Regions from separate parts of the Homo sapiens genome. Here region 2 is linked to region 1. Evidence: read pairs that join two places in POLR2A ChIA-PET (ENCODE). Cell type or tissue: OCI-LY7. All regions are shown on one strand. Links, peaks and the distances in the headings refer to the core of each region. The heading gives the core; the rest is flanking DNA.

Evidence for each region. ChIA-PET counts read pairs that join two places held together with the same protein. Peaks named below come from ENCODE experiments on the same cell type or tissue, not always from the same donor. Only the 100,000 strongest peaks of a DNase experiment are listed, where the experiment ranks them.
Region 2: POLR2A ChIA-PET joins it to region 1 with 7 read pairs; 2 of 35 experiments call an interaction of 5 or more read pairs at or near these places.

What each region holds. Positions count from the first base shown.
Region 1 is chr11:87,429,674-87,445,056 of GRCh38, forward strand. The region is part of intron 2 of LOC107984361 (a long non-coding RNA gene); the gene reads left to right. Among named protein-coding and RNA genes, the nearest start is that of LINC02711, 280 kb to the right of the region's middle. In OCI-LY7, for the core only: no CTCF peak of the experiment used is centred there; no DNase peak of the experiment used is centred there; H3K27ac peaks cover 259 bases.
Region 2 is chr11:87,375,112-87,390,494 of GRCh38, forward strand. All of the region lies in intron 2 of LOC107984361 (a long non-coding RNA gene), which reads left to right. Among named protein-coding and RNA genes, the nearest start is that of LINC02711, 340 kb to the right of the region's middle. In OCI-LY7, for the core only: no CTCF peak of the experiment used is centred there; no DNase peak of the experiment used is centred there.

The DNA.
Region 1 (15,383 bases), core at 4,924-8,923:
TGTCCAAACTAGGTGTCAAGGAGAATGAAATAGATCTTTATGTCCTGACATGGAAGGATCTCTAAGACATATTGTGAGAGAGAGGGAAAAAATGGCATGTCTGTGAACAAGATTTACAATTTTTCATTTGTTTAAAATAGAGATATTATATACATGCTTGTGTCAACATAGAAAATGTCTCAAAGGACATCTATGAAGCAGTTAATAGTAGCTAATTCTGAGGAATAATCAGAAGGGTGGAGGAAGAAAAGGACAACTCTATGTTTAACTTCATTCTCTTCCTCACTATCTGAATTCTTTCCCCATGAAAATGTACTACTTTTATCTAAGAGAACAGAATAGAACAGAGCAGAAAACAGATTGAAAAGAGGTTATTGTATTTGAGTATCATTTTTTGCTGGCATAGCTTGCTTTTATAGTTGGTCAATTTGCTCAATTAGAAATCTTTTTTTATGGTCCTCGTCTCCACCTATTAAGAAGGCTTTATTCTTGCTCAGTGTTAACGCTTAAGAATGCCTAGGAATTGTTTCCAAGGAAACCCATCTATAGCCAGATGTTAATGGTATAAGCTCCTATGGCTACAGATAGGGTCTTGTTTCTTAGCAACTCACTCAAATCTTCTCATTTTAATTAAAATCATACATTTCCTTAAAATGGAAAAAATTCTTTTCCTATTCGTAGCAAGGATATGGAAGGTGATTTATCCTTGTTCATGAAATTTGCCTCTGAAAAAAGGCTTTCGTGAATGTGAAGTGAAATCTAAAAACATCTCCTTACCTAAGGGTGCCCTCTTTGTCAAGTGCATAAATCAGTTACTACTTTCTCTTTTTAAATAAAAATACATTTATTTATTTTTAGAGACAGAGTCTCATTATGTTGTCCAGGCTGAACACAAACTCCTGGGCTTCAAGTGATCCTTCCGCGACAACCTTCTGAGTAGCTGAGGTTACAGTTACCCACCCCCACGCTTGGCTCTCTATCACTGCTTTCTACTCAACTTCAACCACCCCAATCTGGGTCTCTGCCTTTGACATCCTCAGGTATAGTGTGTGACAGTTGAACACCATTTCCTCATCTAGCTAGCCCTTAGGTTTCTTATCAAGACTGACTTACGTAGGCACAGCAGATTCATAATGCCAGTACCACCTTTCTGGTGACCTGCACTTAAGGCAGACAGTACTGGCCTCTTTCCCACCAAGTATTCACAGGGCTGCATGGTCCTGTTCATTGCCCTGCTTTGGGCAGCCACGGTGCTGTGCTGGAGCTGCCCCGTGGGAGAAGCCTGTCATCCTGCCCTGGGTGAAAAGAAGTGAAAACATATACATCATGATAAGCATAACAAGTTAAACAATTGCCAACATTGTGTATTTCCTGAAATGATCCACTGAGAAGGACAGACATCATTTCTCTGGTATTCGTGAAAAAAAGAAAGTATGTTCTAAATACAATAATGAGGAAACCTCAGGCAAACATGAACAGTCTACAAAATAACTTTAAAGTGGTCAAGGCCATGCATGACAGTAAACACTGAAGAACTGAGCATAGAGATTGATGAAAATACCATATCATATCTCTACAACTTTTCTTTCTTCATGGAAATATTCCTGGATGGCAACATTTTTGTTATCAGTTATTGGAGCCCTCCACACATTTGTTTCTTGGATTCTTGAGATTGTGAGATATGGACCTTGGGGATGCTGGGGATAGAGACCTGGGGACAGGACTGTCACCCTAAGAAAGGCCTGTGTGGGACACCTTGGGATCTCTGGACAGACAGAGGGTCCTGTTAGGACTTTGTCACTGTGGCAGAGGGAGCCAGGAGCCCTTCCATTGGATAGAAAGGTAGGCTGTGACTCAACCTCACCCACTGAGTCCTAAGTGCCAGTTTCCCTGGGTGACTTGAGCCAGTTGCTGCCAAGTCATGCAGCTAGTGTTCCCTGGGTGCCTTTCAAGTGGCAGCTGCTGTCCTAAGTGCTGGGGCTGCAGCTGTGAGCAGGACTAACAGTACCGTTCTTGGAAACTTCAAATCTAATGGCGAGGTCAGCATGCAGACAAAATGTAGAAAATTAGGGAGGTTCAGGCACTATGGGCATGCACACCAGGAGATTCCATCCTAATTTGGTGGGAGTCAAGGAAGGCATTCTGAAGGAAGTGGCAATGTCTACACTGAGATGTAAAGGTCGGATAAGGGTTCACCAAGTAATAGGAAGGAGGAGCTTCCTTGTCTGCAAAACAACAGGTTCGAGTGACAATGATCAAGCTCCCTTAGCTCTCAGTCTTTGTTGTGTGTTATACCACTCAATTCCGGGACACAAGGTGAGCAGACGGACTAGTGACAAAGACTCTGTCTTTGACCAAACTCTAGCCAGGCTCCTTTGAGCTCTCTTCTCCACTAGGCCTCAACCTTGTTCTATACAGACTTGAACAAACACTAACATCATTACTAACAGCTCAAAGTGCCTGCCGAAGAAAACTTAAGGCTGCCAAAAAAAATGTACTGTTTGTTTCAGCCAACATCTAAGGACGGGGCCTCTGTCTTCCAATTTCTGTGGGAGGATGGAATCCTAACTTTGGTAATTGCCAGCTAGCAGACACGGCTGGCCTGATCACACATAAATAAAACAGATGCGGTAAATAGGGTAGATGCAAATGCTCCCCAAATGAGTCATGAAGAAAAATAAGTATTGGCCTGGAAAAAAGGGAGAGGTGGAGAGAAGAGAAAGAAAGCAGTACACAAAGCCCCAGATCAAGAGGAAGATGGTGCATTGCGGAATCTGCAAGTACAGTAGAAGCTCTTCCACAGACCTTTGCTTAACTAACTGATTGTTCTTTGTGTTCTTCAACTGGTGCTCTTTATTCCCTGTAGAAACACACTGACTGACTTATCCTTCGTTGTAAGTTTTCGCTTCCCTAACTCCACTCAGCTCCTGCTCACCTCACTCCCCATTCTCTCATTCTTGCTTTAAAATGACCAATCAGCTCTTTATAAATTGGAGCTCAGTGCAGTTCCAGCTAGACTGTTTTCTCTGTTGGAATAGTTATTACTACTTAAAATCTGTCCTCACTTTAACTTGTGTCTGGCTTTATCTTTGACACTAGAGAGTAACCTACTAGCCCTGGGCCCATCTGAGTGCTATGGGTATCAGTCAGTTTCTACAGGGAATAAAGAGTGCTGGTTGAAGAACGCAAAGGGCAATCAGTCAGTGAAGCAAAGCTCTTTGGAAGAGCTTCTATTGTACTTGCAGATTCCACAATGCACCATCCTTCCTCTTGGTGTGGGGCTTTATGTACTGTTTTCTTTGTCATCTTTTTCCACCTCTCCCTTTTTTTCCAGGCCAATACTTACTTTTCTTCTTGACTCCTGTAGGGAGTATTTACATCTACCCTATTTATCTCTATCTTGTGTTATTCTCTGTGAATTTTTATCCTAGACCTTTGTTCCTTTCGTGTCTTTCCTACCACCCCTGTGAAGATGGCTGAGCCACAGAATGAAAGGAGCATGGGTTCCCTCGTCTCTGCCTCCCACTTTTACAAGAGCACACATTGCACTAAGTTGTTATTTTTGGTGACTTCCCTGCCCCTCCCATTATCATTTAAGCATCTTGCTGGCAGGGCCTGTGTGATATACAACTTTGTTTTCTCAGCACAAAGCCCAGTGCCTGACACATAGTCGTTTTCCACTAAAGGTTTGAAGAATGACTTGACATCATTTAGAAACTATTATGCATATGGTCTAATCTCACAGTAGGTAGCAGATAAAAGATCACAGTCCGGTAATCAAAATAGCCTGAGATACTTATTTGCATTTCTCAAATGCAGTAAATATAACCACATAGCCTAAAATCTCTCTCTTTTTCTAAGCTTTTATGCACTTAAGTTTTTTAATATCTGTTTTTCACAGACTTTAGCTTGGGGGAAAGAGTATGGAGAATCACATATGGAAGGTTTTTATGGACCAGTTCTGGAAATGGCACAAATTAGTACTTACATTCCTCAAGCCAGAACTCAGGAGTTCCTCCATCTCCCAGTCACAAAGGAGGCTGGGAAATGTACTGTAACTGTATCTCAGGCAAAGTAAATTTCTGGGTCATGGGTCTATGCATTAGGAATAAATGCCTGGAGCCTCGACAAGTGTGATATGGATAGAAGGGATGGTGAATAAGCCCAGAGGGACAGGGAGTGTCAAAGGAGGGGGCAAGAGGGCAAATGACAGATGGAGGGGACAGGTAGCCTGGGCTCAGACTGTGAAGGACTAGAAGGGCATGCAAGCAACTTGGGATTCTCTCTCTCTCACACTAACAGAGCTCCTGATAGTTCTTACGCAAAGAAGTGACCTGGTCATGTCTCCTTTAGCACGATGACTCAAGCAGGAAGGTAGAGAAAGAAATGGAGAGAAAAACCTGAAAGGAGGAAAACTATTCAGGAAGTTGTGACAATGGTCATCACTATTCCCCTCCCACTCTTCCCCCAAAAAGCCTGAAGTAAAAGCTAGGACTATAGCCTGAGGATGAAGAGAAGAGGGCTGGCTGACACAGTCTACTGTTGAGTTGATGCTTAGGAGGAGGAGGGAGGAACCTAGGATGGTCTCAGGACTGGCCTGTGTGGCCTGGTAAGCGTGTGCTTTGTTGTGAATGCAGAGGGTGAGAGACAGCTCTGATTTATGTTTGGTGAAACATTGTTGAAGGAGAAGAGAGGAGGCCCCAAGCTTCTGAAGTATGTAAAAGCTTGCTAACTTGACTGAAGTTGTGAGTCTCCTAGATTCTGACGGAATCACAGTTCCCAAGTACTGTCATATTTCTTCTGTATGAAAATGATTGAGCAAGCTTGTGATGATATCTGAAAGTCTCCCTTTCACAGCATATGACCCCACATTGTTGAAAACCCCAGTTTAGAACCATCCAGTCCATGGTTGCATCATCTTTCAGGGTGAGCATATTGTGCAGGAAGTTGAAAAATTAGCCCCATCCTCCCTGAGGGAAAATCCTACCAGAATTAACAGTTGGGTAAATTGAGGAATAGTTGTGCAAGTTCCTCAGTGATCTTGTTGTGCTATCTAAATTTCTCCCATTTGCACACTCTCTGTGAACCAGGGCCTGTGTCCCCAGATCTCATTTTTGGTGAGAAATTTTGTCCACTGCTTGAATGTTTACATCTAACACCCCTAACTCAGAGATTAAATATCACTGTGCAAAAAGTTTTCATTAATCACTGCAGATATCATGTCATGGAAGGCAATGACAAAATCTGCAGACTCCTGGGCCTTTATTTGCCATCATCATCCTTTTTTTCCCCTGCCAAATGCAAACATTTATCTTCCTATGGCTAGACTGGAATGATTCCCTGGTACCCACAAATTCATCACTGGCTATCTCACAGACAAGTATATTTCTTACATGAGATTTATTTCCACCTCCAATATTTTTGCTCTTTATCTAAACTAAGAAAACAACATATTTACTGTACTTAACAGAAATCCTTTGAAAAAGTGGTGAGATGAGAAAGAAATGAGAGGGAGCTTTCCGGATTTTTAAAACTTGGTTTTGAACCTCTCTTACTTGGGCAAATTTCTTAACACCTCAAAGCCTCAGTTTGCTAATTAGGTTAGCTAATTTATAAATTAGAGTGGTTATGATAGTAGTAATAGCCCTGCCTACTCACCCCAAGGGATAGTTGGATCAACTGCAATAACATTTGGGAAGACATTTTATAAGTTGTAAAGTGCTGTATAAATGCCATGTATCAGAATTATTCAATGACATAGTACAAATTTTAGTCCTGAAGGCCAAATGTCTATCTTTTTCTAGTCTTTCTTACTTTTTATTTTTTTTCCGAGATGCAGTCTTGCTCTGTCACCCAGGCTGGCGTGCAGTGGTGCAATCTCAGCTCACTGCAACCTCCACCTCCCAGGTTCAAATGATTCTCCTGCCTCAGCCTCCTAAGTAGCTGGGATTACAGGTGCTCATCACCACGCCTGGCTAACTTTTGTATTTTTAGTAGAGACGGGGTTTTGGCATGTTGGCCAGGCTGGTCTCGAACTCCTTACCTCAGGTGATCCACCTGCCCTGGCCTCCCAAACTGCTGGGATTACAGGCGGGAGCCATCATACCCAGCAGTATTCTTTCTGACTTTCATGCATATCTTTTCTTCACTGACTTTAAATATTTATTGAGTACCTATTTTGATGACAGTTTTGTGCTAGAAACAGGATTGACAGTAGATATAACAGACAATTGATGTCAGCTTTGAGATCAAAAACAGAGGCGAGAAAATGGCATTAACATCTCACTAGAAAATAAACATAGCTTGGTGTAGCGTATGTGGGAAGGAATGGTGTATGGTCGTAATTCCCACACTTGTTTGGACAGGAGACTCACCTGGGGAGCCCATGGAAAGTACAGATTCTAATTAAATCAGTATATTTGGGAATAGACTGAGAAACCTGTGTTTTGTTCTTGTTTTTCTTTTTTTTAGCAAGCTTTCTTGAAGAATTCTCAGACAGCCAACTGTATCAATTCCTTACTGGAACCACAGTTATAGAGCACGTGGATGTAGGAGTACAATGGAGAGTGCTCAGTGAGGGCCAAAACTACTGGGGAAGCTGGGGTTGGCTTCCTGGAGAAGGTGGGCCTTGAAGTGGGACAGGTAGGAAGGGTGACAGGAAGGGCGTGCACCCAAGACTCTCTTTTCACTTCCTTGACCTGGCTGACCCTAACTACACCTTCAGGGTGCAGCAACAATGCCACCTCCTCTGGTGAGGCTTTTTCAACCTCGTGAGTTAGGGCTGGGGGTATCTCTGGGATCCCACAACACCCTGTGCTTACTTATCATATCACTACTCATTATGCCAATTTATAATTATCTGCTCTTTTACATGCCTTTGCTCTAAGCTATAGGAGAGGAGGGAAGTGTTTTGCCAATCCTTGGCACAATGTCTGGCACACAGTAGGCATTCAAAAATGTTTGTTGAGATAATGAGAGATGAGGGCATTCCAGGCAGGAAACAGCACAAGCCGAGATTAGGAGGTGGGATCGACCTTGCTGTGTTTGAGGGCGTGGAAGCAGACTATTCAAGGATGGTCCAGTTGTAGAATAGAGAGGAATAAGGTTGGCTTTATTCCTTCACCAAACACAGCTTGAGCACCTCCAATGCACCAGGCATTTGCTGATAGGAAAAAAACCATCCTCTCTCTCTAGTGAAGAAATAGATTTGTAAACAAAAAATTATGGGCCAGCTCCTGTCAAGAAACAGCACGAGGGAAACAGTAGTGAACAGATCAGAGAGCCACAGCAACCCAGAGTGTGGATGTCGAACACTGCTGAGAAGTGTCAGGACAGGACACTTGAACCTGCTCCTGATGGAGGAGTAGGATTTCATCAGGCATCGAAAATGGGGAAAGGGCAGGCCTTACCATCTAAAGTCACACTTGCATTTTGACTCCTCTGCCTGTGATCAATCAACCTTCAATGACAGGGAACTTGATACCCCCAAGGCAGCAGCCCATTCTGTTTTGGATGATTCAAAATATTAGGGCTAAGGTTTGTCAGGCAGGCTGTGGTTGTGATATGGGGTATGTGTTGATGTATATGAGGCGGGTTCTGACCCAATACCCTCCACATTTGCATGTGAACTCTGTCAACTTTCACTAGATTCTTGACCTTAGCCTTTGTGAAGGGCTATCTATCTTTCTCACCACTGTATACTGAAGGCGGGCCCATTGCCTCACCAGAGCAGACACCCATAGAGATTTGGTGAATGTTCGAATAGATGCCAAGAAAGAAAGGCAGTGTTCCTGGATCTACTGCAACAGTAGCTGGATTGAAGCAGCCTTAAGTCATGAGCACTGAGGTTATGGTCCCACTTGTCCCCATTATCTATCTTAAAACTGCCCATTGCTTCATGCCTTGTTTTACCAGGATTGTGGGAGGATAGGTGCTGCAACACGGCAGAGATTGGCCAGAGCCTCCCCTGGGTCAGTGAGCATTTCATGGTAGCTCATTTGGCCAGAGCCTCCCCTGGGTCAGTGAGCGTTTCATGGTAGCTCATTCCAGGTCCTTATCTCTTTGTAGGTTGTGAAAGAACAATATCAAAGAAATAATCCTGTGTTCTATTTTTAACAGGTAGGGGATAGCTGAATAAGTAAATAGCTCTTGGAATTGAATGTATGTTCCAATGGGGAATTGTATACTATTGTGATTTCAAAAATAAAAACAGGAGATGGTGTTTCTGTCACCTGGGCTGGCAGTGGAAGGGGAAGTAAATTAGAAGACAGAAACCTGAGTTCTTTCAGGCTTATGCCTCACTTGATTAAAACACTTGGCCAAGTCAGGTCACCTCTCTGGAATTTAGATTACTCATTGAAAAGTGATGGAATTTATTTAGGTTCATAAAACTCTGAGTGCCTGGAAAGACATGGGGATTCACTGATGTGTTTTAAGAAGGGAAATGACATGGATCTTTCAAGCAACTGTGTGAGCTGTTCCAATGGAGTGTTTTTTTTTTTTTTTTTTTTTATGCTGAGACAAGTAATACACTTGATCAATTCCTCTGGAATTGTTAATTGCAGGGTTTTTTTTTTTTTGTCTTTTACTTACATTTTTATGTTCCTATTTTGTTTTAAAAAAATCTTCTTTGGCTTAATTAAAAAATCCACTTTAGTATTTTTATCTGCCTCATAGTCAAACTCACCAGGTATTCTACCAGTCTGTTTTTCTGTTTTTGTTTTTATTTTTCCTGGAAACCTTCTTTCTGGAATTGTCTTTCTGATACAGTCTGGACTGGTGGCTCTCCAGGACCCACTGCACAGCTGTCATCTTGGGACTTCCCTTTATCCCTTTCCTGTGTTAGCTCTCCTGTTTTCTAGACCCTATTTTAAAAAATTCTTGATGTATTTCCTCACTTTGGTGGAGAATAACATGTGGTGGTTCCCAGAAAAGGAATTTAAGGAAAGCCTTTTTTTTTTAAAAGTTGCCTATATGAAAATGCATTTTCCACATACTTACACTTAAATGACAACGTGTCTGGTTATGACTTTGGGTTAAAACCCTCAGAATTGGGAAAGCTTTGTTGCATTGATTTTTGGCTTCCAGTGTTGCCTTAAATAATACAATACTGATTCTTAGTCTCTAGTATATCACTACTGTTTTTCTTTTTTGTGGGTTTTAGAGTCTTCTCTTTATCCCCAAAGTCCTCAAATGTGACAATAATAAGCCTTTTTCCATTAATTTTTCCAAGAAATGAGTGGTAACACTCAATTTAGAAACTCAGATCTTTTTGCTGTGGAAAATTTTCTAGTGTTATTTCTAATATAATTTCCTCCCACCTCTTTTTCTTTTACTGGTTCTATAATACTATACGTTGAATCTCCTGGATTGGTCTTCTAATTGCCTTTTCTTTTTTTTTTCGTATATTCCATCACTTGGTCCACCTTCCAGAGACTATCCCCAACTTCCTCTTTCAACCATCCTATTGAATTTGTAGTTTCTGCTGTTGTACTTGTAATTGACTAGAGTTCGATCTTTTTCTATAAATGTTTTGTTACAACAATTCTTTTATAAAATTGCACTTTATTCTTTACCTTGATATATGAGGATATCAATTATAGTTTTCTGAAATTTTTTTTTCTGTATTTTTCCTTTATTTTTTTCTGGGTTGTGTTACTTTAAAAAATGTTTATTTTGGTCTCTTTCATGTTGTAGACTTTACACAAATGTCTGGTGGTCCTTAGAAGTCTACTTATGGTTAAGAATGGTATCCTAAACAGGTAATTGGAAGTCCTAAGTACCCATGGGAGGTGCATGCATTATGCTATGTATTAATTTGGTGGGAACCAGGCCTCTCTGTTGGGACACACTCAACTATCTGTGCCCATAAGGCATTTTAGCGGGTAGTTTAGTTTCTCGAGAAAACTGTTCTCTTGCCTGGAAGAACATACTGTCAAGTATTCCTGGAGCTGGTTTGATACAAGCAGAATGGGCAATCTCATATTTTGATATGTAAACTTTCACTTAATTTTCTTGTTTTCAGCATAGCCCTCTTTCATGATACCTACTAACCCCACATTAGCAGCTGCTCCATGTCAGTTTTTCACGTCATAATCCTCCAGTTTTTTCCTGAGTGGGAGAGGTAGTTGGCTTCAGGAATAGGGGTGGGACCTGGGATTACATTGCTTGCTACAGAGATTTTGATTAACCCCCCAACTCACACTCACCTGTGGTGGAAGCAGACCCCTCCATCTGCCAGCCTCTCCAGAGCTGTGCAGCATGAATGGGCTATCTCTTCTTGGCATGCTTTTCTGCAGTATCTGGTATTCAGCTTTCTCAGGCCCACGAATGCCTTCTTCTACTCTCTGTCTTCCAAAAATTTGTTGATCCCTATCTCTTGTTCTTGTCTCTTTCCCATTCATTGCCCTTGTAGATTTATACTTTTGAATTCTTGTAACATCATTTTAAAAAGTTTTGGAGGAAGGGAACAGTGACAAACATATGGTTTCAAGCCATCATTTTAAACCAGAAGCCCAGATGGACATTTTATTAAAACAATTTTATCCTGTCATGCCTGAGATATTTTCAACTACATGTCACTTTACAACAATCTAAAATATGGTGCTAAAATAGAACTGTTTCCTTTGATAACTAAATTTCTCTCTCTGCAGATTTTACATTAAAAGGCAAATCTTGAATTTGAAATAGAGTTCCCGCTGATTTAATTTGAGGTGCTGAAACTTGGCCGATCCAAAAATATTTTCTGATTCTAGGAGTCTATTGCTACTCTATTTGACTGTGACTGGAAATCTTCTTTCACCCACAACATTTTGTTCATTTGAGATGGGCCAGCTCTTCACTGATCTGTACAATGTTGCCTCCTTTTTCCAGATGTTTGTTTTAATCCCATGGCCCATTCCAGATGACTTGGGAAGTCTGCCATACTCTGTAAGTGACTGCACACCAGAGTTTGGAAACAGAATGAAAAACAGCTCGAATTATCCATGTGTTCAGAGCACATGAGTTGGAGGTGGGCTTTAAATGCCAGACTCCAGGAAAGACTTAGCTGAATTGCAGAAGGCTAGAAGCAGAATTAGAACAACTATTAGAAGGTCATCTCCTCCAGCCCTGGCCTCACTGGATGAATTCCCTAAACAATGGACATTTGTGCTGTTTCCACTACTGTAGGGGTCTGTTTGTTTGAACATTTATTCTGATTGAACTTCATTCTGTAAATACTGAATGTGTACTGAATATTGGAATATAGATAAATAATGTATTCTTTCCCTGAAGAACCTCACAGTTTTCTGCCATCTTCATATAGACAAATTCAGTGTGATCTTTGTTTCAACAAAGGCCAAGCTTATCTAGAGGATCAAGAGAGACTTCTCTATGGAGGTTAAAGGAGGCTTCCCAGGGCCTGCCTCTTACTTATAGCTTTGTCCTGTGACTCTTTGTTCCAGGCCTTGATGTAAAACAGAATCAAACTTTCTCACTCATTACAGCTCTCTAGATATTTATTTTATTTTATTTTATTTTCCTGTAACCCAGGACAGTGCTGATCTCCAGATATTTAAAGAAAACATTATGTCCTTGCTAAGTCTCTTCTTTTTTAGGCCACTCATCTCAGATCCTTTAACAACTCCTTATCTGTCATAGTTCAAGTTCCCCTAGCATCTTGGTATTCTCCATTGGCTATTCCCTCATTCACTGAAGCTGGTGCTTTCGGTGTGTTCTCTGTGGCATACAGGACTATTAATTTCCTTGATTTCTAAATACTACATTTTTATGAATGCAGCTTACCAGTGAGTTTAGAATTTTTGTTATCCAAAGTACAATATTGATTCCTGTTGAGCTTATAGGTCACAGACCTTTTCACTTATGAATTGCTATTGATTTCTGAAATTTAAGTATAGGAAATTACATTGGCATTTTCAAGGTCTATTTTGTTAGGCACATTTAGCCATTAATACCTATTTGCAACAATACTTTTTAACCCTGAATTGGTCTTCCATTATAGTGATTATCTTTCTAAACTTTTAAAAATATTAGATATTTGTTAGTATGAGAGTCAGTCAGGATAGGCTCCACTGTATTGAAAGATAATCAAGTCCTGGATCCTAGTGGTTAATAAAATCCAAAGGGTTGTTTCTTGCTTACGTCATATGTCCATTATGGATTGGCTGGGACTCTGCTTCTTGTCTCTTCCCTGCAGGGGTCAGGCCGAGTGAAATCTTCACCTGCAATGTTGTTGGTAAACATGGCAGAAGGAAGAAGACTCTGGAAGGTCTTACACTAGCAATTAGATGCTCCAGGCTGGAAGTAACACATCACTTTTTTTTGCTTAGCTGGAATTAGTTTCATGGCCTCACCAACCACATGGAGATCAGAAATTGCAATTCTATCAGGTGTTCAAGGATAGTTCATGAACAGGGCCAGTGACTATCACAGTGTGATCTTTATGTTTGTGACACAGTAATTAATAAAAATTATTGGCTAAGATAAGACTTAGTATTCCTTTAGTGTACTCCTAGAGACCTCCTTGAAATGGGTATGGACACATTAATCAGTACTCTGGGTATATTCTTTCAACAAGGTACAATTCCACTCAAGTGTACTATCATCTGGGCCACATTTCCTCTTCTTCACAGCACATTATGAGAGATAAAGGCAAAACCTTTGCTAAAGTTTGTCTGCAACAGGTTAGGTGACTTGGGGTGATGAAAAAGGCCTGATTTTTAAAAATCTGAGTTGTAGTCTTTGCCTTATCATTCTCTAGCTTTGTGAGCACTGGCAAATAAATATACCTCTCCGGCCCTTATAGCATTTTTTTAAAATTTACAAAATTAAGATAATTTTTAAAATTATAATTCCTCCTAGCTCAAAAATTCTAAGAAATCTTATCCTGCTTTTTTAAACCCAATAACTTTTCATAAAATCAATAAGGTACTTCTGCCATGATTAAGTTTTAGGGAACCCTTGCAGGTACCAGTGATCATTCATTCTGCTTCTAGACTATCTCTCCCAGATTACAAAGGGGAGGGAAAAGACCAACACACAGGACTGGGTGGGCTTCTGAGGTGGGGTAAAAATGGAGGAAATCGTGGTTTTTGGTGTTGACAACACATAAAGGAAAGAAAAGGGAGTATTGCTTTTAGGAAGCACCACAAACTCCTCAGCAGTGAATATGAGCAAGGCATTCCAAGTATAGTAAATTGTATTACTGTTTCCAATTATTTGCTATATTTCCTGTGAGAATGTTCCACTTCTGTGTCCCATCAGCATTAGGCTCGACTTTGTGATTTTCTTTGGGCAGCAAAATGTGGGTAGAAGGCATGTATGCTGAACAGAATCATTGAGAGATATCACATGTTTCTGTCATTGCTCCTTTCCCCACCACGCAAGAATGACATGTCCCAGATAGATTTTCTCCTTCAATCTAGGCTCAAGAAAGAAGAAAACATATGGAGTAGAGCTATAGCCAACCTACTGCTGAAATGTAATATGATCAAGAAATGAACTTTTGTTAGAAGCCACTGGGATAGTGGGATTGTTTACTACTACTGCATTACCTAGTGAAAGGTGACTGGTACACTAGGCTGGCCAAGAGGTGGGTGGAATTAGCCTTAGAACCCAAGTTCAGGATTACTAGAAAGCTCTAAGAGAAGAGAAATTTTAATTAAGAAGTACACTAACTGGGGGGTCATTTGGTTTGTGGTGAAAGGGTTTTCTAAATAGTAAAAGAGCTATCTAATGATAAGACATTATTATTAAAACCCTATTAAATTTTAGGAAATTAATTCATTATTGGTTACAGAAATAGCAATGTCTGTGAACTAGCAAGACAAACACCAAATCAAGGAGGTGAAGAAGAAAGCAGATGTTAAAAAATGAAGGTATCCAGATGAAGGGCTTATAGGAGAATTCTTCTCTGAGATGAATAGTTTTGTTGATGTAGGTCTTTGTGTTGAGCTTTGAAGAGGTAGGATATCTTGATTCCAGAAAAAGTCCAAAGCAGTCTCTGGCTGCTTTATCACAGAAAGTAATACTGAAATCTTGCTCTTAATAAATGGCCCTGTCATATAAAGAGTCTTTTTTAGTCACATAGGGAGAAGACAGACAGAGATGGGCCATCCAGAATTCAAGCACCATCTCCCTGATTGATTGCAAACTACTCACTGACACAGTGGCAGAATTGGCCGATAGAGCAGGGGAGCAGGCTTTCTCTTTCTGATAATAACACAAGATGATAAAATGTGTTCCGCCAAGTGTCTTGGTATTTCCCTTTATCAGAAAAAGAAATCCTTCACAGCTTTCATCACTCCTTTATCACATTTTTCTGTGTAATTGGAGCCACAGGGTTGGAGTACATTAATCTCCACTCTGTTAGGCAAGACTGGGTCCTCACCAATATCTGAGAGATGGAAAATAACAGAAATCTCAAAACTGATGTTGGGAGAAATATTGTCTTAATGAATGTGTGTAGAAAGAAATAGAATGATCCAGGTTGGTAGAAAGGATTTGACACTTATCTAGAAAACAAACATCACCCTGTTACTCTCCTGTGAGGGCTCCCATATCATTTAGGATAAAGGCCAAGGTGCCCAGTTTACTTTATTGGAAGCATTCTGATCAATCTGCAGTTTCCCAAATACGCCATTCCATTTCATGCCTTATGCACGCCTTCCCTTCTCACCTTCCCAAACTCTTGCCTGTCTTCCAAAGTGCAGTCCAAGAGCTCTGCCTCAGACTTTCCTCACCTGCAGTGTGATTTCACACATCACTCTGAATGTTAATCAGTGAGTGGGTTTGTCGTTCTCCCCCACTAGCATTTAGCTGTGCCAGGACAAGGACCACATGGTATTCAACATTGCTTCCTCAGTGCCTGGTACTATGTCTGGCACTTGGCAGATGCTCAATAAATGTTGAATGAATGATTGTTCATTTGTTCTACAATCCCCTTTCCCTCTCTTTTAATTTTGGGGAAGGTTCTGGCCACAGAGTCATGTCCTCCATCTCTTATTTAGCTCTGCTGCTACCTCTAGGTGCTGTCATGGCTGTAAGATAGGAATGATAACCTCTACCATGAAATGGAGCTCAAGAGAGGGACAGCAAAGTTTTCACAGAGGGTCTGGGCCCCAAGTTCCTGTCTTAAAGGGTAAGTAGGAGTTTGTAAGGTACATGAGGTAATAGGAAAGCATGTACAAAGACATAGCGATACAATACAGAATATGAAAATATCAATTTTATCATTTACTGAGCACATATTTTATGATACTCTTGTTGGGTATTTATGTACAAAATCTGTAAGTCTGGCAACAGATTTACAGTGACATAAAACCTTCCCAGGATTCCAAAGGGAATATCATTTAAACAACAAATTGTTGCTCAGAAAAACTCAG
Region 2 (15,383 bases), core at 5,808-9,807, 54 kb before region 1:
CAGTTCTTTCCCTTAAGGCACTCTTACTCTGCTGGGGATTGTGAACCCTGAATATCTGAGATAGGTCTCAGTCAATTTAGAAAGTTTATTTTGCCAAGGTTGAGGACACGGACCCATGACAGCCTTAGGAGGTCCTGACATTTGCCCAAGGTGGTCAGGGCACAGCTTGGTTTCAAACATTTTAGGGAGACATGAGACGTCAGTCAATATATGTTAGATGTACATTGGTTCTGTCCAGAAAGGCGGGACAACTTGAAGCAGGCAAGGTGCTTCCAGGTTACAGGTAGGTGAGCGACAAATGGTTGCATTCTTTTGAGTTTCTGATTAGTCTTTCCAAAAGAGGCAATCAGATATGTATCTATCTCAGTGAGCACAGGGATGACTTTGAATAGAATGGGAGGCAGATTTACCCTAAGCTGTTCCCAGTTTGACTTTTCCCTTTAACTTAGTGATTTTGGGGCCCCAAAATCTGTTTTTCTTTCACAGGAGTCAGAAGGGATAAAAACACCAGTAAGCATATAATGTACAAGTCTGTGAGTACCAGAGAGGAAGCATTTACTTTGCTTAAATAGGAGAATGAAGGAAATTTCCCAGTAAAAAAGATCAATGAGTTGTGTCTGAAAAGGGTAAGTCAGAGTTTACTAGAGACAACTGGGGGACTGACACTCCAGGTGGAGGGAAAAATGTGTGCAAAACCTTGAAAGCATGAGAAAGTGTGGCATAATCAGAGAGAGTAGGAGGGGGTTAGAAGGAGAATATGTTGGGGTAGTGTTGGGAGATGAGCTGGAAAATCGGGTAGGGATGCCATCATCTGGGAGGAGGAAGGGCCTTCCCTCCCCTGGGCTCCTGGCCCCACTCTGTTCAGTCTCAACAGTATCCTTTCTGAGTTCCCCTTTTCTTCTCTTCAAACCCACAGATAGGGTTAAATCTTATCTTTAACACACATACACACACACACACACACACACACACACACCCCACTTTCACTCCACTCTGATTTAAGATTGCACCTATGGTTCTCAGTATCTAGTTTACAAAGTTCTCAAAAGAACAGTATCTCTCACTTTTTTTACTTTGTCACCTCCTATTCTTTCCATGTTATTGTAATCTGGTTTGAGAAAAAATGAGGAGTGTATTTAGGTGTATTAACTGCTGTGGTCTGAAAGTTTTTGTTCCCCCTAAATTAATAGGTTGAAACCTAATTCCTAATGTGAGGGTGTCAGGAGGTGGAGTCTTCGGGAGGTGATAAGTCATGAAGGTGAAGTCCTCATAAATGGGATTCATGCCGTTATAAAAGGGACCTCAGAGAGCTCCCTTTCCTTTTCCATCATGTGAGGTAAAATGAGAAGATGATCATCTATGAACCAGGAAATAAGCCTTCACCAGACACTGAATCTGGCAGTATCTTAATCTTGAACTTCCCAGCCTCTAGAACTGTGAGAAATAATTTCTGTTGTTTATAAATCACTCAGTCTATGGTATTCTCTTGTAACAGCCCAAATAGACCAAGAGTCCATCCAACTTTTAAACTTTTCTCTAAAACCTATGAATCAACTCTTTTTGGGTCTGTCCCACTGTGAATTTTTCTCTTCATCCTTATTTATTTTCAGCCTATGTAGATTTGATTCCTCCCTGAATATATTTTAATTTACTTAAAATGAGTCTGCCATCTATTTCTGAACAATTATATAAGGCCAATGGGTACTTTAATTCCAAGGCCATGGTGGGTGGTTACCAAAGGCCATGGAAATGCCCATTTGACACAAAGACTGAAGCAGAAATGAATTTTCCCTTATCCCCACTCCAAGAGGAAATGTGCAATACTGGGAAAGCAGAAGAAGAGAATGAGATTGAGAGAGAGAAAGGAGATTCACACTGTTAGGGAAAAATGCTATCATGGCTGTGTGTTATCTTTGCAGAGCCTGTGCTATTGTTCCAGCTAGTTACAAACATTTGATAGGTGTTACTATGTGTAGCCATTGCAATACTGAGTTGCAAACACATTTTCTGAATTCATGGGCTCACAGTCTGGCAAGACAAGCCGCAATGTTAGAAACAGAAATTTAGCAATTTTCTAGGCACCAAGATGAAGGAGTACACAGATCACCAAGTGAAAAGTGTATGTGAGGTAGGTTTGGATGGATAAGGTGTCTTGAACTGTGTCTTGAAGAACAAATAGAAGCCCAGGCAGCTGAGGGAGGGAGGATATCCAGGATGAGGAAACAGGATGTCTAAATGCACAGAAGAAATAAGAGAAGGTGGTGCATCCAGGAAACTGTAGTTAGTTTTATTGCTTGTTGTGGCAGAAGCTTAGGGTAGAGAAGTAGCCAGAGGCTGTATAATGAAGAGCTTTAGGGTCCATGCATAATAGATTGGATTTTTATCTTTTAGTAAGAAGAGCCACTGAGGGGTGTTAATTTGGGAAGTAATATTGATGCAGGATTTTTCTCAGCCCCTTTGCTGGACTCCCAGTAGGGGTGCCCTGTCTACTTGGCTCAGCCCCTTGAAGGAGGGAGCAGATGAGCAAGGGAGTGTGGAATTGGGCTGGCCGCTCTGGGTGCTGACATAGGAACAAGCTCCATGCAGGGCACGTGGCCAGACCAGGTGTATCACTTGAGAGGAACACAGTGGCGCCCAGGCAAGGGTGCCCATGACCCTGAAACCCCAGAGGGGGTGTTAGTGTGCTAATTAGCTCTTTTAGTTCTGCTGTCCACAGTCTTATGGACGGCGGTGTGTTAACAGCTCAGTTGGCCCCTGGTCCCATTGTGTAGGGTGGCTGCCCACCGCTGGCGAGGGCAAAGGGCCAGTGTGACAACCTTTCTGGTTACCCTCAGTTGGTGGATCCTGAGCTTTTGTCCGGTGTCCAAGAAGAATGAGGTCACACTGACAATTGAAGGATGGTGAGGGCAGATAATTTTACTGAGCAATGAAAACAGCTCTTAATGGAGAGGAGAGCTGGAGAGGGAATGGGACTAGCAGGTTGTCTTCCCCAAACTCAGGTCGTCTCTCTCTGTCTACCCACTGAGTCTGGGGCCTTTATAGGCACAGAATAGTGGCAGGGCGGGCCACAGGTAGTATTGGAAAAGGCAACATTCAGTTGGTTGAAAGGCATTATTCAAAAAGAACCAATTGGGAAAGAGTGGGCAAACAGGAAAGAAGTTCTCACTCTGATCTGAGGTTTTACTTGGGACTGTCTTTGGCTTGAAGGTTGGGTTACGCTGGTGACCCATCCCTGACTGCCTAGGATTTCTCTGTCTCCTGCCTCTACTAATATGATTAGAAATGTGTTTGTAACTGATCATTTTGAGTCATGTTTTCCCTACTTTACCTTTGGTATTTCTATCTAACCTTTATACAGATGCTTCTTGACTTACAAATGGGGCTACATCCCAATAAACTCATCATCAATTCAAAATATTTTAAGTCAAAAATGTATTTAATATACCTACCTAACCTACTTCCTCTGGTTAATAAGAAAAAAAAATCTAACCTTCCAAGCATCACAGCTCAGCCTAGCCTACCTTAAATGCGCTCAGAAAACTTACATTAGCCTACAGTTGGGCAAAATTATCTAACATAAGGCCTATTTTATAAAAAAGTATTGAATTTTTCATGCAATTTATTGAATACTGTATTGAAAGTGAAAAATAGCGTGGCTTGCTGCTGCTATCCAGCAGTGTGAGAGAGTCTTGTACTGCATATCACTAGCATGGGAAAAGATCAAAATTGTAAGTTTGAAGTATGCTTTCTACTGAATTCATATCACTTTTGCATCATTGTAAAGTTGAAAAATCATTAAGAATCTGTACTCAGATTGTTGTTCTTTGTTGAAATATGATATATTTATTCACTCCTGTCCTATCCCCGACGCCACCCAAACTTGCCATTCTGCTTAGTTCTTTTGTTCAGTGACTAGTTGTGTCATCTCTCTCTCTCTAGATCAGAAATCTCCATTTCTCATTCCCACATTGAATTTCGTGATTCTAATTCTTTCATAGTTCTCAAATTCATTTACATATTGTCTCCCTGGCAGATTTCCTGATTTTAAGTTTTCCTCATTTCTTTTCTGGTTAATGCAACACCCACTGAACTGTTCTCTTGGCCTTGGGTATCCTTTATACCTCTGCCAGTGTGAGCCTTATGAAGTGGAATCTGATCATTTCATGTCCCTGGTTAAAATCATCACTCTTCAGAAAGTAGATTACTGCAGCCCCTGCTGAGTGGGTAGACAGAGATCACTGTCCAGACTGTGGGGGAGAATCAAACCCCACCTTCCAGGACACTGGAAATGAACTTGAGAACCATGAGCCAGCCTCCATGGGTAACTGAACTGAGCACTAAGACAATAATAGGATCTGGCAGCTCCATTTAGCCTCTTTACATGTGGAACAACAAAATTGCTTTGCAGAGAGAAGAGGGGGTAAGAGACCATGTGGCTACAGAGAGTGAGGGACTCAGTAATGGATGAGTCTGTGGCCTCGTTTGGGTGATGTGTGTTTAGTTGCTGGAACCAGGCTTTCTGGGTACCTGTCTACACTCCCTGACTTTGAGTTTGTTTTGATATCTCTCTTCAAAAAAATCACCTTTTACTTAAAGTTGCTCAAGTAAGTTCTGTTTCTTACATACAAAGACTCTTAATGGGAGACCAGTGGAACTAACTTTGTGTTCAGGGCCCCTGTCCCTAAAATCTGTGATTTCCCTATGCCCAGTAGCTTGCACAAGATAATGCTGATTCCAGTGGTACCTTGAATTGAAGCAGATTCTGGCACACTTCTCGTTGCATACTATTGCCTCTCCAGGATTGTGGCCAAGAACTGAACCTCACAATTTGGGGCAGGCTTTTAATGCGCCTGTAGCTCATGTTCATCATAAATGGTTGGCTGTTACTGCTATGCAGAACTGGTGATGATGTCAGGTGTTTTGGATATCTCTATGGAAGTCACAATTTCACAGAACCTTGGACATTCATTTGTTTATTTAAGATTAATCTAATGCTACTATTTGAAAGAACTGTGTTTGGCATAGGAGATACAAAGAAAATAAAATACAATCTCTGACCTCAAAGGACTCTTGGGATTTTAGGGAATAAGTACAAGTAAAAAATAGAAAAAATAGAGAGAGATTATATTATCAGTAATGAAACTGAAGCCTAGAATAAGGGATGTGATTTAATCAAAGATTTAATTGTAATCTGTCTGTTCTTTCCATGCTGTATATATATCCTATTTGGGCACTAAACCATTCTAAATTCTTTGGCAAAATTGGAATAGACAATGGTGGAGAATTAGAGGTTTGGGTTATTCTCTTTTAAGAGAATATGGAATCCAGCATTTTTGGAAACTGAACAAGCGTTAAGATTGCCAGCCATTAGGCCTGCTTTGGGGAATAACCGTTGCAGTTCTACAAGGTCACCCTACTTAGTGAAAATGAAAAAAATGGATGCAAAATACCCCCTAAATTGCCTAATTAGTTGATTTCCAGTAATAGTAAAATGCAGCTAGGTCAACAGCAACATGGTATCAGTCTTGGGGAGACCACATAAGGCTACTGTTATCCTGGATTCATTGCTTTTTGTGAAATTTGGACAAAGTATATTGCAAAATGGAAGTAAAGTGTCAGCAGAGAGGTAGTAAGAGATACTGAGAGAATGATTTGAAAGTTCTGACAATAGCTAGGCTGGATAGTGAGATGACAAGGGTAGGGTGGACAGACAGGAAGGAGGCACTTTGAAAGGGCATCATCTTTGCTATGGGAACTCATGGAGAAACTGGTGGCAGGGCTACCCATGCCTTAGGACTTGGAAGGGCTGTCCTGAGGAGTTTAACCTAGGTGGAGAAATTAAATGACCCCTGAGAGGAGACAAGGTCAAAATGGAGAGAGCAACTGGGTATGTTGGACTTGAAGAAGGCAATAGCAGGTATGCATGGTGTAGAAAAAGAGGCAATAATGTTAGTAATGTCAAGAGCTACTTGGGATTATTCAGGGCTGAGTTTGGAAGTATAGTACGCATTGGGTAGATGGGACTTAAAGAAGTCTTCATGTGCTGGACACCAGGCAGGGAAACACTAAATAATCATTTGGAACCAAAGATGCAGTGCTTAAGATTTTATTTCTGAATATATGCTAAATGTATAGGAATTCCATTTTGTCTGTGTTATTTGCATAGAATCAATACAGGATTTTTTGAATTAATTGCACAGGATATTTTGAGGTGAGCTGAAATCCTGAAACATAATATTTTAGCCATCATAGCTGGACTTTCTGTTATCTTTTCTAGCCACCAGACTCCCTGTTCTCCATAGGCAATTTCATTTAATCTTGACAACAATTCTATATTGATTGGATCCTTTCAAAATATGAGCAACAGGGATATATTCAGTTTGCTGGTAAATCGGAGTTGAAATTAAATTAAACATTTAATGTAAAAAATTCACAGGCCATAGAGAGACTAATAGAATAAAACTCCTGAACCTTTAATAATTTCTACATTAATTCCCTACTGCTGTTGTTTTATCTACACCCTTTCTTACGTCTCCTATCATACAATAGGATTATTTTGAAGCAAATCCCAGATATCTTGTCTTATCAAGAATTTAAAAGATAAACCTAAACATTTATTTAATAACATGAAATATCCACTCAGGGCTCAAATTTCTCTCTCTTTCTCTCTCTGCCCCCAACCCCTTCACACACACACACACACACACACACACACACACACACACGCACACACACACACAGTTTGATTGGATCAGCATCTAAAGAAGGTTTATATATTGCATTTAGATGATATATCTATTCAATATCTTTTAATTTATAGGTTCTACTTCTTTGTATTATTTCCTTGAGATATATTTGTTGATGAAACAGTCATTTCTCCTATGAAATTTTTCTTACTCTGAGTTTTGCTGATTGCTCCCCATGGTATCATGAAATGTTCCTCTGTCTCTCCATTTCCATGTATTTCTATGAAATTAGTACTTAGCACTAAATCTTGATGTGATTCAGATTCATAATTTTTTATAAATAAAATCACCTCATAGGTGGTGGTATATATGTCCATAAAAAAAAATAGTGTCTGTTCTCTCCTTTGATATCAATGTATTAGCTTCCTTGGACTACTAAAACAGAATACCAAAGACTGAGTGGCTTAAACAACAGAAATTTATTTTCTCACAGTTCTAGAGGTTCAGAGTCTTAGACCGAGGTGCCAATAAAGTTTGTTTCTGGTAAGACCTCTTTCGGGCTTCTAGATGACTACTTTCTCATTGTTCCCTCATATGGCCTTTTCTCTGTGTGTGCGTGAAGACGGAGCTCTGGTGGTGTCGCTTCCTCTTCTCATAAGGACACTCATCCTATTGGATTAGGGTTCCATGCTTGTGACCTTATTTAATCTTAATTGCCTCCTTAAGGTAATTAAGGCCTTTGATGGTTTGAATGTCCCTTCCAAAATTCATGTTGAGATTTAACTACCGTTGTAATGGTATTAAGAGATGGAACTTTAAGAAGTGATTAGATCATGAGGAATTTGCCCTCATGAATGGATTAATTCTGTTTTCATGGGAATTTGCCCCCCTTTATCTTTTTCTGTCTTGTGCTCATGCCTCTAGCATGTGATGCTTTCCACCATGTTATGACACAGCAAGAAAGTCCTCACCAGATGTGGCTAGTTAATCTTGGACTTCTCAGCCTTCAGAACTGTGAGCCAAAAACATCTCTTGTCTTTATAAATTACTTAGTCTATAGCATCCTGTTATAGCAGCAGAAAATGGATTGAGAGAGACCCTATCTCCAAATACAGTCACATTGGGATCCAGGGCTTCAATACATAAAATATGGGGGGATGAAATTTTGTCCATAGCAATTAATAAGCCTATATCCCTATAAGGAGTTTGCAAAAAGGTAACATTCTCTCATTCCTTCTTTATTTGTAATCTGAAATACCTCTATAGAAAAAAAATTCTTCAACACCTACTTGATTGGTTTAAGGCCCCGTTCATATAAAAAAAAGACAGGTGTTTTTTTTTCCCCCAAGATGGCAGATTAGAAGCTTTTAGCATGCCTTAGCTACTTGGAAATAGCACGATAGTTCATAAAGGTCTACTCCGTGAGCTTTAATTCAAGAAGGAAAATGGGAATCCAGTGGAATTATGAAGAACATCACTGATTCCAGGGAGGAGAATGCCAGCAAACAGCTCTGGTGATGGTGTCTGGCTGATAATGGTGATTGAAGCCTAAGTATATGAGAGAGGCAGACAGCCTTCCCCTGTGACTGACCTTTCCACTGGGAATCCAAGTGTATTCTGTTCTCATACTGCTATAACAAACTCCCGTGACTGGGTAATTTATGAAGAAAAGAGGTGTAATTGACTCACAGTTCCAAAGGCTATACAGGAAGCATGGCTGGGAGGTCTCAGGAAACTTACAATCATGGCAGAAGGCAAAGAGGAAGCAAACATGTCTTATACCATGGTAGAGCAGGAGAGAGAGAGTGAAGGGGAAAGTGCTACATAGTTATTATTATTATTATTATTACTTGAGACAGAGTCTTGCTCTATTACCCAGGCTGCAGTGCAGTGGTGCAGTCTTGGCTCACTGCAACATCTGCCTTCCAGGTTCAAGCAATTCTCCTGCCTCAGCCACCCTGGTAGCTGGGACTACAGGCATGTGCCACCATGCTTGGCTAATATTTTTGTACATATAGTAGAGACAGGGTTTCACCCTGTTGGCCAGGCTGGTCTTGAACTCCTGACCTCAAGTGATCTGCCTGCCTCAGCTTCCCAAAGTGCTAGGATTACAGGCATGAGCCACCACACCCAGCCCTACTACATACTTTTAAATAACCAGATCTCATGAGAACTCACTGTCATAAGAACAAAAGAAGGGAAATCCACCTCCATGATCCAGTCACCTCCTATCAGGTTCCCTCCTCAACACGGGGAATTAAAATTCGATATGAGATTTGGGTGGGGAGGATGCAGAGCAAAACCATTTGGTGGTGATACCAAATTGCTCAGTGATACTGAGCAATTCCGGCTGAGATACAGCACTATGTTTCTCCCAAGCCCTGTAACTAACAGGGAGAGGCTTGAATATGCTGTGATGGAAAGATAGGGAAAAGCTGCAGACACAGTCCCAGAGCCAGGACTGAGATAAGGATGCCGTTTTTAACCTGGGCACATAAAAAGTCAGCCATTCTTTGGCTACCCAGCAGCATGGCCACACAAACAATATATTCTCAGGCCAGAGATTGGAGCACCCACTCTGAAGTGGAATAGGAGCTCCCACAGCCAGAACTGAGGAAGGCATTTCAGCATTAGGCATTAGAATTATGCTGTCCCTCATTGCAAGCGTAGAGGTGGCAGAGAAATACTACAGCAGCAGTTTCTCCTGAGAGGTGAGACTTGCAGCTAGGGACAGCTTGGAAACTTGGAACCGGTCTGTGTGTGCCATTGCTGGGCACCCTCAGCCTGCTCCCCTGAGATTGTGGTGCAGTAGAGCCCTCTGTGCTCCACCCCCAGGCAGAAATCCAGGCATTTGTAGCACCCACTTCCCTAGGCCAGCAGTGTAAGCTGCCTCAATCTCCATGGACATAGATCATGGTGAATTAGGGCTCTCTCTGCTCCACATCCAGGCATTCAGAGCATCTTCTCACCTAGATCAGCAGCTTGACCCACCCTACCCTTCTTGGGCAGAGTTCCTGGTGCAGGGACGCCCACTCTGCTTCATGCTTAAGCAGATCTCTAGGTATTTGGAGCATTTTGTCTATTCAGCAGCCTGAGCTACCCCACCCTTCCTGGATATAGATCATGGTGCACCTGAGCTTTCTCTGATGTATGCCCAGGCAGATCTCCAGGTATTCAGAGCACCTGCTTGCCCACCCTGTTAGTCTGAGTCACCCCACCCCTCCTGTGCAGACATCTTGGTGTAGTGGGGGCTCTCTCTGCTCCACGCTCAAATAGATCTCCAAGCATCTGGAGCACCTACTTTCCCAGATTAGGAGTTTAGGCCCTCTCCCATCCCCATGCAGAGAACTTGAAGAGCTAAGTAAGCTTCCCAGCTCCATGCCTAGGCACTCCTCTGGGTACTTGGTGGCTGCCTGCTGGATTCTCCCTTGGCACTGATGCTCATGCCTGCCATCAGGGATCTGTAGGTGGACCCCCCAGTCCAGCCCTGCCCATCGTGGCCCCCACCCACCAGTGGCTGAACATGGAGCTCAGACCACTGTGCCTTCCATGAATCAGCCCATTGACTAAGGAAACAGCTTCTGCCAGTAAACAAGGATCATGTATATACCCAGCCATGTTGGCCACAGATTACTTACTTATAAGTACCTTCTACTGGCTTGTAGGTCAAACAGCACAGCCCAATATAAAACCCACTAAAAAAGAGTGCTTACGGCTATTGAAGCAAAGCCAAAAGACTGTATCCAGCATTCTCTACAGTCACATTCCCTAGGGAATGGGGGGAAAAGAAAAAGGAAGGGAAACATAATAGGGAAAGAAAGAAAAAGAAAAAAATCTACCTATATAAAAATAACTACAAAAATTAGAAGTGCAAGTCTCTCCAGATGATAAGGAACCAGCACAGGAATTCTGGCACCATGAAAAATCTGAATGTGGAGACAACACAAAAAGATCACACTAATTGGTCCAGCAAGGGTCCCTAACCAAAATGGAAATTCAGAAACTACAGATAAAGAATTCAAAGCACGGATTGCAAGGAAGGTCTATGAGATCCAAGGCAAAGTTGAATATCAACACAAAGAAACTGCTAAGCAATCCAGGAAATGAAGAAAGAGACATCTTAAAAATAAATCAACCAGAGCTTCTGGAACTGAAAAACTCAATGAATTTTGAAATACAATTGAAAGCTTTAGCAATAGACTGAATCAATCAGAGGAAAGAATTTCAGAGCTTGAAGACCAGTCTTTCAAACTAAACCAGTCAGACCAAAAAAAAAAAAAAAAAAAGGAATTAAAACAACCAACCAAATTCTTCAAGATACATGGTATTATGTAAAGCAACCAAAAGCTATGAATTACTGGCATTCCTGAGAAAGAAGGAGGAAAAGTAAACAACTTGGAAAACATATTGAGGGAATAATTCAAGAAAAATTTTCTAATCTTGCTAGAGAGGTAGACATCCAGGTACAAGAAATCTAGAGAACACCTGGGAGAAACTATACAAAACTAACTCCACCAGGGCATATAGTCACCAGACTGTCCAAGGTCAATGCTAAAGAAAAAATCTTGAAGGCAGCTAGAGAAATAGGTCAGATCATGTGCAAAGGGAACCCTATCAGGCTAACAGTGGACTTCTCAGCAGAAACTTTACAAGCCAGAAGAAATTAGGGGCCTATTTTTAGCATTCTTAAAAAAAATAAATTTCAACCAAAAATTTCTTATCTCGGGTTGTTCCAAGATGGCCGTATAGGAACAGCTCCGGTCTGCAGCTCCCAGCAGGATTGATGCAGAAGAAGGGTGATTTCTGCATTTCCAACTGAAGTACCTGATTAATCTCATTGGGACTGGTTGGACAGTGGGTACAGCCCACAGAGGGTGAGCCGAAGCAGGGCGGGGCATCGCCTCACCTGGGAAGTGCAAGAGGTCAGGCGATTTCCCTTTCCTAGCCAAGGGAAGCCATGACAGACTACCTGGAAAAACAGGACACTCCTGCTCAAATACTGTGCTCTTCCCAAGGTCTTAGCAACTGGCAAACAAGGTGATTCTCTCCTGTGCCTGGCTTGGTGGCTCCCATGCCCACGGAGCCTTGCTCACTGCTAGTGCAACAGTCTGAGATCCATCTGCTAGATGGCAGCCTGGCTGGGGGAGGGGCTTCTGCTATTGCTGAGGCTTGAGTAGGTAAACAAAGCAGCCGGGAAGCTTGAACTGGGTGGAGCCCACTGCAGCTCAACAAGGCCTACTGCCTCTGGACTCCACCTCTGTGGGCAGGGCATAGCTGAACAAAAGGCAGCAGACAACTTCTGCAGACTTAAACATCCCTGTCTGACAGCTCTGAAGAGAGAAGTGGTTCTCCCAGCATGGCGTTTGAGCTCTGAGAATGGACAGACTGCCTCCTCAAGTGGGTCCCTGATGCCCGTGAAATGGAACTGGGAGACACCTCCCAGTAGGGGTCGACAAACACCTCATATAGGCAGCTGCCCCTCTGGGACGAAGCTTCCAGAGGAAGGATCAGGCAGCAATATTTGCTGTTCTGCAATATTTGCTGTTCTGCAGCCTCCACTGGTGATACCCAGGCAAACAGGGTCTGGAGTAGAACTCCAGCAAATTCCAACAGACCTGCAGCTGAGGGACCTGACTGTTAGAAGGAAAACTAACAAACAGAAATGAATAGCATCAACATCACCAAAAGGTCATCTACACCAAAACCCCATCTGTAGGTCACCAACATTAAAGACCAAAGGTGGATAAAACCACAAAGATGGGGAGAAACAAGAGCAGAAGCGCTGAAAATTCTAAAAATCAGAGTGCCTCTTCTTCTCCAAAGGATTGCAGCTCCTCACCAGCAACGGAACAAAGCTGGATAGAGAATGACTTTGACGAGTTGACAGAAGTAGGCTTTAGAAGATTGGTCATAACAAACTTCTCTGAGCTAAAGGAGGATGTTCGAATTCATTGCAAGGAAGTTAAAACCGTGAAAAACGGTTAGACAAATGGCTCACTAGAATAAACAGTGTAGAGAAGACCTTAAATGACCTGATGGAGCTGAAAACCATGGCACAAAAACTTCATGACGCATGCACAAGCTTCAATAGCCAATTTGATCAAGTGGAAGAAAGCATATCAGTGATTGAAGATCAAATTGATGAAATAAAGTGAGAAAACAAGGTTACAGAAAAAAGACTAAAAAGAAATGAACAATGCCTCCAAGAAATATGGGACTATATGAAAAGACCAAATCTATGTTTGATTCGTGTACCTGAAAGTGATGGGGAGAATGGAACCAAGTTGGAAAACACTTTTCAGGACATTATCTGGGAGAACTTCCCCAACCTAGCAAGGCAGGACAACAGGCAAATTCAGGAAATACAGAGAACACCACAAAGATACTCCTAAGAAGAGCAACCCCAAGACACATAATCGTCAGATTCACCAAGGTTGAAATGAAGGAAAAAATGTTAAGAGCAGCCAGAGAGAAAGGTCGAGTTACCTGCAAAGGGAAGCCCATCAGACTAACAGTGGATCTCTCAGCAGAAACCCTACAAGCCAGAAAAGAGTGGGGGCCATTAATAAATGGTACTGGGAAAACTGGCTAGCCATATGCAGAAACTGAAACTGGATCCCTTCCTTACACCTTATACAAAAATTAATTCAGGATGGGTTAAAGACTTAAATGTTAGACCTAAAACCATAAAAACCATAGAAGAAAACCTACGCAATACCATTCAGGACATAGGCATGGGCAAGGACTTCATGTCTGAAACACCAAAAGCAATGGCAACAGAAGCCAAAATAGACAAATGGGGTCTAATTAAACTAAAGAGCTTCTGCACAGCAAAAGAAACTACCATCAGAGTGAACAGGCAACCTACAGAATGGGAGAAAATTTTTGCAATCTACCCATCTGACAAAGGGCTAATATCCAGAATCTACAGAGAACTCAAACAAATATACAAGAAAAAGCAACCCCATCAAAAAGTGGGCAAAAGATATGAACAGACAATTCTCAGAAGAAGACATCTATGCAGCCAAAAGACACATGAAAAAATGCTCATCATCACTGGTCATCAGAGAAATGCAAATCAAAACCACAGTGAGATACTATCTCATGCCAGTTAGAATGGCAGTCATTAAAAAGTCAGGAAACAACAGATGCTGGAGAGGATGTGGAGAAGTAGGAACGCTTTTACACTGTTGGTGGGAGTGTAAATTAGTTCAAACATTGTGGAAGAGAGTGTGGCAATTCCTCAAGGATCTAGAACAAGAATTACCATTTGACCCAGCAATCCCATTACTGGGTATATACCCAAAGGATTATAAATCATGCTAATATAAAGGCACATTCACATGTATGTTTATTGTGGCACTATTCACAATAGCAAAGATGTGGAACCAACCCAAATGTCCATCAATGATAGACTGGATTAAGAAAATGTGGCACAAATACACCATGGAATACTATGCAGCCATAAAAAAGATGAGATTGGCCAGGCGCCATGGCTCACGCCTGTAATCCCAGCACTTTGAGAGGCTGAGGTGGGTGGATCACAAGGTCAGGAGATCGAGACCATCCTGGTCTAACTCGGTGAAACCTCGTCTCTACTAAAAATACAAAGAATTAGTCGGGCGTGGTGGTGGGCACCTGTGGTCCCAGTTACTCCAGAGGCTGAGGCAGGAGAATGGCGTGAACCCAGCAGGTGGAGCTTGCAGTGAGCTGAGATCGTGCCACTGCACTCCAGCCTGGGTGACAGAGCAAGACTCCGTCTCCAAAAAAAAAAAAAAAAAAAAAAAAAAATATATATATATATATGAGTCCATGTCGTTTGCAGGGACATGGATGAAGCTGGAAACCATCATTTTCAGCAAACTATCACAAGGACAGAAAACCAAACACCGCATGTTCTCACTCATAGGTGGGAATTGAACAATGAGATCACTTGGACACAAGGTGGGGAAGATCACACACTGGGGCATGTCAGGGGGTGGGGGACTGGGGGAGGGATAGCATTAGGAGAAATACTTAATGTAAATGATGAGTTGATGAGTGCAGCAAACCAACATGGCACATGTATACTTATGTATCAAACCTGCACGTTGAGCATATGTACCCCAGAACTTAAAGTATAAAGAAAAATTTCCTATCTCCTCAAACGAAGCTATATAAGCAAAGGAGAAATAATATCTTTTCCAGACAAGCAACTGCATAGGGAATTTGCTACCACTAGACCACCCTTACAAGATATCCATAAGGGAGTTCCATGCAACAAACGTGGAAACAAAAGAATGATACCTGCTACCACAAAAACATACTCAAGTACATAGCCCACAGATCCTATAAAGCAGCTACACAATGGAAACTACAAAGCAACCAGATAACAACTTCATGATAGGATCAAAACCTCACATATCAATATTAAACTTGAGTGTCAATGGTCTAAACACCCCACTTAAAAGGTACAGAAGGGTGAGTTGGGTAAAAAAACAAGACCAATCTGTCTACTTTCTCCAAGAGACCCATCTTGCATGTAACAATATGCATATGCTCAAAGTAAAGTGTTGGAGAAACATCTACTATGCAAACAGAAAACAAAAAAGAGCAGGAATCACTATTCTTATATCAGATAAAACATACTTTAAACCAAGTACAGTAAGATTTCAAGGACAAAGAAGGCCATTATATAACGATAAAGGGTACAATTTA